Linked DNA regions of Homo sapiens: all the other regions are linked to region 1. A link is a contact called in ENCODE Hi-C or POLR2A ChIA-PET data. All regions are on one chromosome and are shown on one strand. Each heading gives the region's core, a stretch centred on a gene start or an enhancer-like site at or near the end of the contact. The rest is flanking DNA. Distances are from core to core; before and after follow the strand shown.

Region 1 (5,056 bases), core at 1,244-3,743:
AGATCATGCAGTAATTAGTTCAGCCTGCAGAAGTTGGAGTATCAGGGATGATGAGGTTTTCTATAAAGGCTTTGGCTGTTTTTTTCCACATAAATTTACCTCTGTGAAATTTTGAGTTAGACAATTTTATTTTACACTGACTTGGCAATGCAAATAAAATATCGAAAATAGCTGAACTGTTATTAAATGGGATGATTTCTTGGTTAGTACTGTGATTGGTATGAAGAGCGGAGGAATTCCTCTTTTGTCTCTTTCCCTTGGAGCTCTCTATTGAAAGGAGAAAGGGGAGATGGCAGTATTTTATGAGTCATTCTTTGGAACAGCATTCCAAGTGTGATTTACTTAATATAGCCCTATAAATCACCTAATGCAGAAACAATCTCAAGATCTGCATGTAAACATACCTATTAAAATATTACAATTACTCTGTTTGCTTAGTGCTCATAAGGTATATCTCATCTGAAGGTAAACAGCTTTTTCCCTGAGGTGGGACATCCAAAGGAGCGTCCAAATTACATGCCCATGTAAGGATGCTGAACTTGAGAAAAATATCACATTACCTAAGTACAACGACAAGTGTTTGACTAGGAGAGGGACTATTATACCTTTAGCCGACATTTTTCTGCCTTCAATTTGCTGCTCTGGTTTGAAAATCCAATTCATCTAATTTCATAGTTGGCTACAGCACTGGTTGGTAATTATTAATCACAGAGAAAATTTTCAGCTCAGAAAAAAAAAAAGTGAGCATGTCTACATTTGTTTTAGTGATTTGCTCCGCAACAGCCAGAGGGCATTTATTTTTAAACAAGAAGTGAGCCAGGGGACCCAGATCTATATGCTTGTGGTACTGCTTATTTTTGGCTCATAAGACTTAACTTTCTTTAGTATGGTAATCTGTAACTGTAAGCAATCATCCTCCCGATTAGTACTGGGTTAAAAACTGTAAACCACCTACAATTACTAGCATGATCCCTAACCTCTGTAAGGTGGTAATCCAGTATTGGTTGTTAGCTGTCAAATTTATTTCCCTTTGGTGAAATATACCCTGGATTTAATTAGCAGTCATTCTAGATACTTTATGGAGCTGAGCCCAAGCACTGTGGCTTTGACATTTAACCCCTGACCCTTAAATATTTACCAGCTTTTAAACTGGTTGTGTACAATTATCCCTTCAAGTATATATCAGATCCATCATTCTGACCACTCTAGTCTATTCCAAGTCAGATGTACTATTCCAACTGATGTTGTAATTTTCACCCTGGAAGTGGAAATAAAATCATGGGCTTCACAATGAGCTCTGTCAGGCAAAGCTGAAAGCACTTGTTACTAGATGCTACCCATGGAAGGGGCAGGGTGTGCTGCCAGTCAGGAGTCCCAGTGATGAGTGTGAGGAGCAGGCTGCAGCCGAGGGGACGTGGGTTGCTCTTTGGCTCTGGCCAGCCCTCTGCGCCTTTGTGGGATGCTTTAGAACCAGTTTCGTCTTCGGCTCGCAATCGTGAAAGGAATATTTTGGAAACTGTTTTCATTTGTTTGAAATCAACTTTATTGAGGTATGATTTGGGAAGTGTATTATTTAAATTTCCTTGAGGTTTCCTAGGCAGAAAATGCCTAGATAGAAGCAATGAGAGGCGAGGACTGCATTTTTTCTGCTATGGTGTAAAACTCTCACAGAATGTTACGCACAAAACCAGTGCACTTCAAATGTCACAGTTCTTGAAATGTATTTTAATCCAAAAGATGGGCTAGAAAGGGCCCTCATTAGGCAATACCCACTTTAAAAAGATAAGTGAATGCTATTCTGTTGAGACTTTGCAAGACCTCCCACCTGGAAGGGGCACCCAGGTCTCTAGTTCAGGAGTGGTACCACCCCTCTCACGCTCTGCCTCTCCTCACCCCTTCCAGAACATACATCACGTGCCTGGCACATAGTAGGTTCTCCAAAACTTTTTGAATGAGTGTTAAATAAACCCAGCAGTCATGAAAATGGCTTACAGAGGCAAACATGCCAACCAGAAATGTCAACTAGGCTTGTGCAAGTAAAAAGAAGAATGTTACTGGAAGTGAGAGAGTCCAAGCCAGGAAAACAGGAGCATGTATTGCTGATATCCAGCCCCCACACTATACCCCAGCAGAGAGGAAAGAGGGCAAGAGACGTATTTGCTGCTAGTGGGGAGCCCCTACGCTCAGTCTAAATTAGGGCCAGATGCTCGTTTTTGGCTACTCTAAGAAACCAAAGTGTGGGTCAGCCGCACTTCCAAGTGGAGCACTGAGTGGAGACCGGGCTCTGGTGGCCAGCTAATCCAGAAGCCTGCTTTCTCAAAGGAGCCAAAACTGGCATGTGACTCTGCTAGACTTAAAAAAAGGAAAAATTTGTAGAATAGCCGTAATGTGTGGTCTTGAGGGTAATCTCAACAAACAGCGTTCGGGTTGGTTAAAATGCCTCAGTGGCAGTTTGGAGCTCACCGGATCTGGCAGCCACTAATGACATTGTGAGGGCGACTGTTGCACCATCCAGCTACACTGTACACGTAATGCAAGTTACAAACAAACAGGACAGACGGAAACTTATGAGTCAAATTTTTTTCATGTTTCTGCCAGGTGGACACACTGCATAAACAGAATGTAGGTATCAGAGACTGAACTAGCTAGACATTTTTAATTCTCGGGATTTTTTTAAGCTTTGTTGACTAATGTTTTATAGTGATATAAAAAGATCCTATGTAGTAAAAGAATAAGGGTGGTAAGTCATGGGCATTTACCTTTAAGGAGTGCTAAAGTGCTGGAAGTGCTAAAAATCAAATGAACTCTCTCTCCTAGAATCCCTTGCTCTCAGAACATCCCAAAATATTTCAAGGCGTTCCTTGTTTTCAGTTTGGTCTTAGTTCAGAGGTGAACTTTATGCAGGGAGGAGGTTGGCTTAAGCATATTTTAGTCCTTTGTAAGAAACATGATCCTGGAAAATAGTGTTTCCTCCCAAACTCTCACTGCAAAGTGAAACTTCTATCGAACCTAACAAACTCACAAGCTGATAACCAAATGCTAACGTTTTTGAAATGATTGCTTCCTACTAAAGATCCATGTCACTGCTAATTAGAAATTACCAACTCATTTTTTTCCTCAAATAAGCATAATTGTTTATTTAAAAGATTTCCAAAGATTAGGAAAGGGGACGCTATTAATATCAGAATGGGTAACACAACAAATTAACAATATTTTGCACATATATCCCTATTTTTGCTGTAGTGTCACTGCTATAGAAATTGTCTCTCTGTACAGGTACAGGTAGGTGGTGTTCATGTGTATGTTTGTGATGTAGAGACACAGATAGGAAGGGAGGAAGAACCATGAGGAAGGACGCTGACACAGGTGGTTCCAGTGGCTGGAGGACACGTGACTTGTTCATATCCACCACTTGACTGCTTTCTTCTCACTCACTTCTATCCCACTGGCCAGAACGTCCTGCAATGCCTATTTCCCTAAATGCCACTTCCTCTCCGTTTTTCCCACCATTGTCTTAACCAGGACCTTCCTCATATCTTCTCTGGATGCTCTCACAATTCGGAATGGCATTCAGACTTCTACGTGACACACATGGACTCTTCCCCAGGCTCATCCCCTGTGACTCTAACCATTCTCCATATTCACATACTCACAGTTCCCTCTCAAAGGCTGTGTTCTCTCCCACTTCTGAACTTTCTGTATATGATGTTCCATCAACTTAAAATCTCCACCTCACCTCTTCCTAACTCTATTTATTCTTCAAAACCCAGCACAAAAATCCCCTCCTCCAAAAAGTCTTCTGTAGTGGCTTTGCTGTAGTGGTCGTTACAGTCCCACCTTCTCCTTTCTGAAGGGAACCCCACTGTAGTTTGGGTGTTTGTTCTTGCCCTTATGCATCAGGGAGGCTGCCCACAGCAGTAGCCTAAGGAAAGGCAATCCCAACTCCTCTGACTGGCAAATAGCCTGGGTCTGGATATATGACCCAACTCTAGCTAGGGAGATGGGAGAGGAGGCCTGCTGAGGACTTCAGGAAAGGCCAGGGAAGTCACTCTGTTTCTCCAAATGGAGAAGAATGTGACTCCAACTGCTGCTGGCAGCCGACTTACAGCCACAGCAGGGACCAGTCTGGGGATGATGTCAATACTGTGGACAGCAAAGAGAAGCCTGGGTCCTAGATGACTCTGTATTAGCCAACTGCAAATCCCAGCCTACCTCCAAATGTCGGATTACAGGAGACAATACATTTTTTAAGGTTAAAGCCAATTTGATTCAAATTTTCTGTTACTTGAAGCTAAAAATATCCTATTTTGAGGGGTGGGGATAGGGGATAAACTGCCTAGTATTTCTTGCTTTCAAAGGTTGCAATGAGGTACAGAGGCTCACATTGTATATTTTAAATAAGAAAATTTCAGCCAGGAGCCGTGGCTCACACCTGTAATCCCAGCACTTTGGGATGCCAAGGCAGGTGGATTGCTTGAGCTCAGGCATTCGAGACCAGCCTGGGCAACATGGTGAAACCACATTGCTACCAAAAATTAGCTGGACATGGTGGTGCACACCTGTAGTCCCGGCTACTTAGGAGGCTGAGGTGGGAGGGTCAGTGAGCCCAGGAGGCGGAGGTTGCAGTGAGTGAGCTGAAATCGTGTCACTGCTCTCCAGCCTGAGCAACAGAGTAAGACCCTGCATCAAATAAAATAAAATAAAATAAAATAAAATAAAATAAAATAAAGAGAATTTCTACCTGGATTCTGCCTGGTTGGTACAGAACAGACAGTACAGATTATGAGGGTTATGAGCCGCTGACCAGTGAGCCAACATCACTGTCCATACCCAAGGGGATGGCCCTCAGATTGGCAGTAGGTGCTGGTCTCAAGCAGGCAGGCCCACTCATGCACAAAGCAGGCCATGGCCATGTGGATCAAAAGGAAATGTCTGTCAACTTCTCTGGGTCTCTGGACTCCTATGTTAGAAAAGAAGCTACATCAATGTACAGTATAAGGTGTGAGAACAACAAAATAAAAAAGACCAGAGCCCTATAGGGTCTCTCTTAAATGTA
Region 2 (5,056 bases), core at 673-3,172, 59 kb before region 1:
GGCCAGGAGCCACCGTGAGCACGCCTCACTCAAAGTGGGGAATGGACGCCAAATCGAAAAAGAGCGAAGTGAATCCGACACTCTTGCTCCGCTTGCAGCCTGTCCCTGGCTTATACGTAAAGATACATGCTGGCAATTGTGTTTTGTATAAGTAAGTTTGATGAGTAAAAGTTTTGTTTTCTAAATAATGATTTCTAATCCTTTGGCAATGTGTGACTTCAGGCAAATCACTTCTCCAGGCCCTAGTCTTCTCATCTGTAAAATGATGATACTACCATGTAGTGCCACAGAGATTCTTTTAGGGGTTAAATTACAGTACCAAGGATGCTAGAAGACACACAGAATGTATTCAATAAATGGCAACTACTACTGTTATTATGGGTTACTCATGCAGTGGCAACGGTGTCCCCACAGCTTCCTGAGAGCGCTTCCTCTGCTGGCCTGGGAGAGGACGGCATGGCAGGGCCTCCACCTCTCTGCCTGTCTGCAGCACCAGGAGCCTTTTGGTCAGTTATAAACCCTCTCCTTCCCCTCCTGCTTCCCAGCCTCTCTGCCTGCCTGAGGAGAGCGGGGCTGCTGGGTGCCAGGCCCAGGAGCTGGCTCCCGCGCTGCTCTGCCCATCCTCTGCCCGTCTCCTGCCCAGGTGCCGGCAGCATCAACACGCAACGGCTCACTGCCACCTCCCCAGGCTGCAGGGCTCGCTCACGCCATCACAGGAGTCCTAGTGCCTGGTGAGATGTCAGACTCAGAAGAACTTCGCCATCTTGTTTTGCTTTGTTATACACCAAGGTGATGATTCCATTTAATCAGAGAGACTGAACTGTAACCCAGGATTTACAAATTACATCAAGGAACCAAACTTATATTTTAAAAACTAGAACCAGATTTCCCTTCTCCTTTTCCTTTCACATCTCATTCTGAACACAGTTTGAGTTTGAAGACTGGTCTGTGGGGAGCGAGTTTTTCTCTGAAACTGTTGCAGTTCGACAAAAACCAATCTGTGTTGTAAAAGCATCGAATCCCAAGCGCTCGCCTTAAGTGGGAAAACACGATTGCAAGACGAAGGACACCGAGAAGGCACATGACAGCTTGCTGTTTAGAAAAAGCTCTTTGCTGACCAACAGTAAGAAAATGGCCTTGTGTTTCAGGGAACCAAGGCAGGCCTCACGAAGGGGTCTCCAGCTCTGCCTGGCTCCCTGCCTTCGTGGTCCTTCCTCCAGGTGTCCTTGCTGCTGGTTCAGGTCCCGGGTGAAGGACAGAGCTCAGAATGGGCTGTGTTCCTGCTGCTGCTGGTGGTCCTTGCCCAGTGTGCAGATTGCTGCCCGGCTCCTGGGCTCTCGCTGCTTACTCTCGCTGGCGTGGGTTTCTGCTGTTGTGCTACTCTGGGCCCTGGCCTGGGCTTCTAGCCCTCTGCTCCTCAAGCTGACTCTGCCGAGCCTTCTGCCTACTTCCTCAGGCCACTGCTCCCACTGGGCCTGATGAGCTTGAGTGCCTGCGTGTGAAGCCTGAACTCTAGGGCCTACTCCCCTCTGCTGTCTCCCTGGCACCCTCACACCCAGGTGAGGCCACCTCAAATCAAATGTGGTGATGGCTCTTCCACACATGGCCTTAAGCCCTCTGAATTGTCAGCCGGGAGAATAACATCCCGCTGTGAATATCCTCTGAAATGAACCCTGCTGGTCATAACTTCCTTTCCTTTCAACTTAGTACTGAAAGATGAGTCACCATATTCCAATATTCTTAATGGTCATGGGGGCCTTTGTACAATTTTACAGTATTGTAGGAATAATAATATAGAACTGGTGCAATCCTCTCAAACCAACTTTTTTTTTTTTTTGGCAAAAACTGATTTTTAGAGAATCCCAGCTGTCCTGAAATATTGACGAGCAGGAGTAAAGTGGGCTAACTTCAAACACAAATCCCGGTCCCTACACCTCGCCGCCAAGTTCAACAGACTGCACAGCAACAGGCTGTTGTGCTTGGATCAAAAGGATCTGAGAGTCTTGAAGCAGGCTTGAAATACAACTGATTTTATGATGAGTAAAATTAATTCAATGGAATTCTATTGAAACTGCATGGAAGAAAGAGAATTTGACCCAGTTTAGTCCAGACTCACAGAATTTGGTCCAATTCTTTCATTTACTACCTTATACCAACTTAGCCCAAAATATATTTCTAGCAAAAGACCCAGTTACATGTATTTAAAAAGCATGAAGGAAAAATAAAACACCAAACCAATAAGCCTAAACATAGGTGTACTGTAGGAGTCACTGTTTCCAGATGCCCATAACCAAACACACTCATCTACAATTTAAGCTCTGTGAACATTCATTTACTTATTTATCTTGAGTAAGGACAAATAGATAACATTTTTATTATCTCATCAGAGGCCACAAGAAGCTTCAAATCTGTAATCTTTTAATAATATCTTTCCAGTCCAAGCCTTAAGACCAACTTTGTTAGGACTAATAAAAACCTGAATTTAGAGAAAATGGGACCATCTTCAAACACAAATTTCGTATTACCCATAGAAGGATGAATGCTCTTTATAAAGAGACTTTGGATAGACATGCCTCATGGCTAACTGGCTGATTTTTAGAGCTTACTGATTTTAACTCACTCTTGGCAAAGGCAAATATTAGGAAGTTGTTAGGAAGGAATAAGTACGGGTGAAATGAGAACATAGATCAAAATGAAATAAAACACTTATAAAATAATTTGACTAAATGTCCACTGTGGGCCAGGCACTACCCCATACTTGGGTGTGAACTTGTCTAATTCTCAGAATAACGTTGTAAAGGAGGCATTATTATTTCTCTGTCAAGAAAGGATCACAGAGGCTGGGTGTGGTGGCTCATGCCTGTAATCCCAAAACTTTCGGAGGCTGAGGTGGGAGGATTGCTTGAGCCCAGGAGTTTGAGACCAGCCTGGGCAACATAGTGGGACTCCATCTTTACAAAAAAAAATTTAAAATAGTCGGGCATGTTAGCATGCAACTGTGGTCCCAGCTACTCTGGAAGCTGAGGTGGGAGGATCACTCGAGCCTGGGAGGTCAAGGCTGTAGTGAGCAGAGATCACGCCACTGCACTCCAGCCTGGGCAACAGAGTGAGACCTTGCCAAAGAGAGGAGAGGAGAGGAGAGAGGAGAAGGTTAAGAAACTGGTATAACTAGGGGAGTAACTGGGGAGCTGAATTCTGAACAAGTTATTTAACACCAAACCTCAAACAGGACTTAATCACTCAACTTAAAGACTCTGATATCCCTTCCTTTGGGAGATCTTGCTCCTGAGGTTCCACGGGGTGCAGGTGCAAGTCTTAATGGGCTCTGATATTTTAATAATCTATTTACTTGGGCATGTCCCGCAAAATTATACATCCCTTGAGGGAAGTATGGAAGTATGGTGCTTCGTTGACCACTGTATCCCTAATGCCTGACTCAAGTATCAGACAAACACTGAAGTCAGGATCCACACATCAAAGACAATCCAAATGGAGGAGCACGATTCTCTTATTGTTTGCAATATAGAATCTGAATAAAATTAGTGAATCAAAATAATAAAATGCACACTGAATAAATTTAACCTTTCCTTGTTCCTTAGGAGAAGCCATGATGTTTTACATAGGTAGTGATAACATTGCTACAATAAATACTTGGCTATTTTAAGAGGTGGTAATTTTATTACTACTGAAAATAACAAGGTAGAGAGAAATTTGAAAACATTCAGTAGGTATAAGCTATCTGACAAGGAAGCTTGCTCATTCACATTAATAAGCTTCAAATACACATACTAAAAGGCCATGAGGCTCTTTGTACTTAGTGACAGAAACAACATTGCGATGTGAAGGTTACTCTGGGTGACTATGAAGCCCTGTCCCTTGCCCCTGGGTCTATGCAAGCCCTGGATTTTGTGATAACTCAGTAGGTTGTGACACAAGATGAACAAGCCTAAAAAAACCCCAAACCATGAACATGTCTCAACTTCACTGAAGGCCTTAGTTAAGGCCCTAACAGGAGTAAAAAAAATTAGGAAATTAAATCTGTTGTAATAAAAGTAATATTTGTATGTTATAGGTGGGCTATTTATTTTTGTCCATTTAAAAAGATTTCTGAGTATAATAATATGGGACAGAGAACTGAAAAGTCAGTTTGATAATCTTGACCAATCTGACCAACATGGTGAAACCCCGTCTCTACTGAAAATATAAAAATTGGCTGGGTGTGGTGGCGGGCACCTGTAATCCCAGCTACTCAGGAGGCTGAGGCAGGAGAATCACTTGAACCTGGGAGGTGGAGGTGGCAGTGAGCCAAGATCACGCCACTGCACTCCAGCCTGGGTGACAGAGCAAGACTCGTCTCAAAAAAAAAAAAAAAAAAAAAAAAGAAAATTTTCGCAAAACTCCTTCCCTTTCCCCTGCCTGAGGATGTTCGGTTTGCCTGATCCCAGGACTACCCGGGGCGGGAAGGAGAGCAGAGGCCAGAGCCAGAGGGGAGAGAGGAGACAGCAGATTTGGCCGGATGTCAGAGCAAAGTCTGGAGCTGAGAGGGATAAAACAAATCTGGAGACATCTGGGGAGATGGATGGTAGAGAAACTTTTGGACTTACTGCTCTGGGTCATGTGATTGACACCCTTATGCCACTTCTTCTAGAGACTGCAGAAAAGAATAAAACCATTTTCCCATGCTTCACAGTGTGGCTGGCTCATGCTTCTTTTGGATGGAACACTGAACTAAGGCTGACCACCCAGCAGCAAGCTTCCTTCCTTTGCTTATGTGTAAAGTGCACTGATGTCATTCTCCAAGCTACAACTGTTATGCCTTTGCGGATCTGACTGAGGGAGCACTGCAGAACACCAACAATTGCACAATTAATTGAACTACTGCACAATTAGTTTTGAACATTACTATTCATAAAATATGAAGAAAAAGTTACTTAGAGAATTTTCAAGAATAGTTCTGATGCAGAAACAATCTGTGCTATAACAAATTTTTCTCAAAGAAAGGATAAAAGGTGGCTTTTTAGTCTAACAGGGCAAGAATCAACATAAAACTGCTGGA
Region 3 (5,056 bases), core at 1,432-3,931, 54 kb after region 1:
TCAGCATCCTGAGTAGCAGGATTACAGGTGCACACCACCATGCCTGGCTAATTTTTGTATTTTTAGTAGAAATGGGGTTTCACCACATTGGTCAGGCTGGTCTCAAACTCCTGACCTCAGGTGATCTACTTGCCTTGGCTCCCAAAGTGCTGAGATTACAGGCATGAGCCACCACACCCAGCCTTAATTAAGCTTTTAACTCCCTATATGAATTACTTAAAAATTAACTATTGGATCTAACAGACAGACACAAATTTATCAGGGTGGCTTTAGGTTCACAGTGTTTGCAAAAAAGAAGGTGTTACCACTTTTTACCCCTAGCTGTGTCAATGGAACAGCCAATGCCTTGGCCTACTGTGACTGGACACGCATTCTGACTTGCAGCTGCAGTTTCCCTTCTTATGGCTGCTCCCAGATAAGACCGCTGCACAGAACCCAGTCCTGGCAACTGCTGCCTGGTCCTCTCCAGCGGCCTGTGCAGAGTTCCACACTAGCTCCTTGTTTATATCAGTCCCGTAATTAAGCCAGGGCCAGGAAGAGAAGTCCCAAAGAGGGCAACGAAAGTGCAAGGCAAAGAACTGGCTTTCGGCTGCAGCTTCCCCATCCACCTCCTTCCCACCTGACCTCAATTTAAGAGAGTGGAAATGGGGGCCCAGCTGGGAAGAAGGAAGGAGCATGAGCAGAGAACAACAGTTTCTCATCTCTGGTTTTTTGTTTTCTTTTTTTTTTTTTTTTTTGAGACGGAGTCTGACTCTGTCACCCAGGCTGGAGTGCAGTGGCGCGATGTCAGCTCACTGAAACCTCCACCTCCCGGGTTCAAGCCATTCTCCTGCCTCTGCCTCCTGAGTAGCTGGGATCACAGGTGCCCACCACCATGCCCAGCTAACTTGTATTTTTAGTAGAGACAGGGTTTCACCATGTTGGCCAGGCTGGTCTCGAACTCCTGACATTAGGTGATCCGCCTGCCTCCCAAAGTGCTGGGATTACAGGTGTGAGCCACTGCACCCGGCCCATCTCTGTTCCCTTACTGCTTTGCTGCCGCAACCTTCTCCATCCTCTTTTTCATTCTCAGTTGCCATTTTGAGCTTTCTTCACAAATTGAATCCTGTTTTCCAAATTGGCCAGTGAAACGTTTTTGCCATGCTGAAGTCATTTCCAGAGCTAAATCGGGAAAGCTGAGGCAGCCAGGCCACCTCCAGCTGGCTGGAATGCAGCTGCAATAAAAGGCAGTGTGAATAAGGTGTATTGAAGCTACACTGGACTCGTGTGAAGGGCCGTTTATTCAGAGGGGGTGGAGGTGAAAGGAGAGAAATTAATGAACAGAAGAAATTAAATTAGCTCAACCACGCCTTTAAAAAATATACTGAAAAATAACCGACCTGCCATGAACCTTTTTACAAAAATGGAGACCTCTGGGTCTGTTCTTTGCCCAGCCCCGCTGGCAGGAGGCGCTCCTGAGTTAGATAAGAAAGAGCCTGGAGGGGCTGAGGAAAATCTGGTTTCTCTTACTGCAGCCAGAAGGATGGAAGGCACAGTTGGGAAAGTCAATATGCAGCTGAGAGACAAGAGGTCACCGGAACTGATGAAAATATTTAATTAACTAATCACAGAACACCTGACACAAAAATAAACATGTCTTTTCATCTTAGCTATCACATTTTTCTTCAACAAAATGAAATCACGACCTATCATGTTCTCAAAAAGTTATTGATCAATTTATGAGCCTAATGCTTTAATTGATTGCAATAATATTTTACTCACACTTCTAATCTGATCTTACTGCCACTCTAAGAAAAGCTATGGGGAATTCCAATGGAAGAATGATGGTGTAGTTACAAGCAAAAAGTCCTTTATACTAGACGTATATTTCATATTTTGTGTTATAGGTATTTATTTTATGTTTTATATTATAGGGGTATTTATTAGGACAGTGTTATGGAAAATTATTCCTTCCTTAAGTAACCACCTAATTTTAATATTAAAACATTTCATAATATTAAAACATTAAGAGAACAATAATGAATACTGGTATTAAATATCTTAAATGCTGTTTAGTGCTTTCTTTACAGTTTCAAAGTGAGAGCACCCGTTTATCTCATTTTCACCTAAATGTGTCTTATTACATAGAGAGTGAGATGTTATACCTATTTTTTAATTTCCACAATCAGATATCCAGTAAGGGAATAAATGTAAATCAAGTACCACAGGATATTTTGTCAAAAGCATTATAGAGAAATGGGATGGTAATACAATCATTTTTTTAAAAAATTCTGTTTTATACAAAAGACTGAGCTCCATGGAGTTTGGAGGTTAAATCTAAAAGTACTCTTAGGTATGGCCCCATTGTCTATAGACACTAAGATTAAAGCAACAGACATTTAGGAAATAGTTATTAGTTGAGGTACGGGATTTTACTTTATTACCTACTGAAAATCTTACCCTCAAAAATCACATCCCCTCAAAGTAAATTCCAGACAAAAGATGTTCTTTTTCCCCCTTTAGGGTCTACAATTTATCAACCGGTTGGATATCTTCTAGAATTACTTTATATTCCTTCCCATTTGAACACAGCACACTCTGAACCTGTTCAAAGGTCAGACAGGATTTAAGAGTCCTTATAAGGCATTGTTGTGGCAGGAGTTGGCACTTGGACTAACTTTATCCGATGGGCAACGAGTTTGGGGAGTGCCTGAGGGTGTGGTACCTGGCTTGCTTGCCCTTCATGATTTTTGATGACTGCCCAGCTAAACCTGCCTTCCGTCCACCATTTACTCATGATGTGACTCAGAACACTAGGGTTTCTTGGAAAGATGAACCGTTTCTCCGCTGCATTTTCTTTTAAACCTTTGTGTTATCTTCCTCTGGTCAAAATGAACTATAGTAAGCTTAACAAAACACTGCCAAGCTATCATGTGTAGTGGGGTCAGCCAAAAAACAGACTTCAGCTATGCATTGCCCACTAAGGTAACCAGTGACCACATATGACCATTTAAGATAATATCAATTAAAATGATACAATTAAAAACTGAGCTCTTCATGTGCATAGGCCACACTCAAGTGCTCAATACACATGTGTGGCCAGGGATACTGTATTGAACAGCACTGATAAAGAACATTTCTATCACTAAAGAATCTTTTATTGAACAGACGTGCTTTACATGATTATTCTTCCCACCTTCTATGTAAACTCTGGTCATTATCAAATAGAAATGTGTAACAAAATGAACATGCACGCCAGTTATGCCCTGTCAGTTTGAAACTAGTATCCTGCCCAATAGGTTTTGTACATAGTTCTCAGTTTACTCACCACTTGGCCCCTCTCTTTGTTTCTAACCAGAACCACCAGATACAGAGACAGATCCAGAGCTGACCTAAGTTTAAAACATAAAGCGGTGAAATATGCCATCAGCTTCTTCTCCTACTCCTTTCTTTCCCTATCCATTCTTCTACTCAACTATTACTTACCGAGCCACAGTGCAGGCACTGAAGCTACAAAGCTGAGTGATTCATCGTTCCTGACCTCCAGGAGCACAATCTAATGAAGAATATGGAAAAGGAAAAAGAGGAATTTCCTAAGGGCTCCAATAAAGGCACAAGCAGATTGGGGGAGCAGAGAGCTTGGCTTGAGGATGATTATGTAAGGGCTGGAGCTAAGGCAGAGTTTCTCAAACTTGGCACTACTGGCCTTTTAGCTTGGACCATTCATTGTTGCCCTGTGTATCGGAGGATGTTCAGCAGCATCCTCGGCCTCAACCCATTAGATATGTGCACTCCCCCTAAAAACTGTCGCCAGACATTGGAAACGTTCCCTGGGGGCAAGATTGCTGCCTTTAGAGAAGCACTGAGCTAAGGCCTTTGGGACATGTTTGTTTATTTACTCCATAACATTCTTGAGGAACTTACTGCAAACAAGTGGTGAGAATAACAAGAGGGAAGGACAAAGTCCTCACACGAAGGACCTCAAAGTCTGGCGGGAACTAGAGTGGACAAATGGGCAAAGGAGAAGGTGACTTCAGAACGTGGGGAAAGCATGTAAGAAAGTATAGACGACTGACAAATCCGGGGAATCTGACAGCGGGGAAGGGGGCTCGGTGCTGGGAGGAGAGGGGGTGTCAGGTGAGGGCCATGTGAGGCAGGACCCATGTGAGGCGGGAGCAGAGTCAGATCATGAAGGTGTTGGTGTGCTGCAGGGGTTGTATCAAAGTTAGATTTCATCGTGAAGAAATCTGAACAAAGGAATACATGGGCAGGATTACCTTCTGGATGGTGGTGTAGACTCTGTCCCATCAAAGTGTGATTGACAAACACAAGTGCCATCAAGCGTCTACACTGCAGACAGACTGACTGGGAGTCTTTTTCCGGTTAAGATAACAAGGTTACAAATCACAGGTGATATAATAGGGATGAACAGGGAGACAGGGATTTGACTGATGTCTCTGGGAAGGACAGGGCTCACTGTTGGTGTTGTAGGGAAGACGAGGGCAGGACTCTAGGCTGATTTCCCAGTTTTGGGGCAAAGACAACAATGTACATGGAGCTCATATCAACAAAGGTGGGAGATTCGGGAGGAGCAGCAGGTGAACAAAGAGGTCTGGACAAGGGAGGCGAAGGCTGCTTAGCTGGTTAGGGCTGCTGTACCTGCTGCACCACAGACTGGAAATCCAAGATCAAGACGCCACAGGTTTGGTTTCTCCTGAAGCCTCATCTTGGCTGCCTGATGGCTGCCTTTTCCCTGTGTCCTCACATGGCCTTTCCTCAGTGTGCACGTACTCCTGGGGTCTCTTCCTCTTCTCATGAGGACACCAGTCCTATTGGATAGGTCCCTACCCTAATGGTCATTTTAAATTAATCACCTGTTTAAATAACTTATCTCCAAATACGGTCACATTCTGAGGTACTGGGGGTTAGCATTTCAACATCTGAATTTTGGTTGGGGTTAGGTGGCAAAATTCAGCCCATAGCAGAGGCTGAGGATGGCATCCTGGAAAGGGAGCTTAATGTGGGGTTGAGAGCATGGTTAAATTGCGTGGAGTCCAGGTTCTGTCTCCTCTAGCTT

The links. A loop is a pair of places that touch in the nucleus more often than their neighbours do. ChIA-PET counts read pairs that join two places held with the same protein, here RNA polymerase II (POLR2A). Pooled maps may share reads with other maps.
Region 2: a loop to region 1 is called in a map of endothelial cell of hepatic sinusoid, with 2.8 times the contacts of the local background. The contact joins two enhancer-like sites. A Hi-C loop is called at or near these places in 3 of 168 maps with a recorded cell type or tissue (PC-3, endothelial cell of hepatic sinusoid and mesothelial cell of epicardium), 3 of 37 single-sample maps with no recorded cell type and 5 of 50 pooled maps. POLR2A ChIA-PET finds 5 or more read pairs at or near these places in 1 of 52 experiments (GM10248).
Region 3: a map of PC-3 shows a loop between it and region 1 (3-fold over the local background). The contact joins two enhancer-like sites. A Hi-C loop is called at or near these places in 4 of 168 maps with a recorded cell type or tissue (PC-3, ascending aorta, endothelial cell of umbilical vein and 1 more). POLR2A ChIA-PET finds 5 or more read pairs at or near these places in 2 of 52 experiments (A549 and WTC11).

Annotation. Positions count from the first base shown.
Region 1 is chr6:1,838,423-1,843,478 of GRCh38, forward strand. The region is part of intron 7 of GMDS (GDP-mannose 4,6-dehydratase); the gene reads right to left. Among named protein-coding and RNA genes, the nearest start is that of FOXC1, 230 kb to the left of the region's middle. Within about 2 kb of position 2,494, at least 4 of the 41 ENCODE cell types and tissues checked have a DNase peak (open chromatin) inside an H3K27ac peak, as active enhancers do; they include PC-3 and ascending aorta, where a contact is called at or near this core.
Region 2 is chr6:1,780,034-1,785,089 of GRCh38, forward strand. All of the region lies in intron 7 of GMDS (GDP-mannose 4,6-dehydratase), which reads right to left. Among named protein-coding and RNA genes, the nearest start is that of FOXC1, 170 kb to the left of the region's middle. Within about 2 kb of position 1,923, at least 3 of the 41 ENCODE cell types and tissues checked have a DNase peak (open chromatin) inside an H3K27ac peak, as active enhancers do.
Region 3 is chr6:1,892,475-1,897,530 of GRCh38, forward strand. The region is part of intron 7 of GMDS (GDP-mannose 4,6-dehydratase); the gene reads right to left. Among named protein-coding and RNA genes, the nearest start is that of FOXC1, 290 kb to the left of the region's middle. Within about 2 kb of position 2,682, at least 2 of the 41 ENCODE cell types and tissues checked have a DNase peak (open chromatin) inside an H3K27ac peak, as active enhancers do; they include PC-3 and ascending aorta, where a contact is called at or near this core.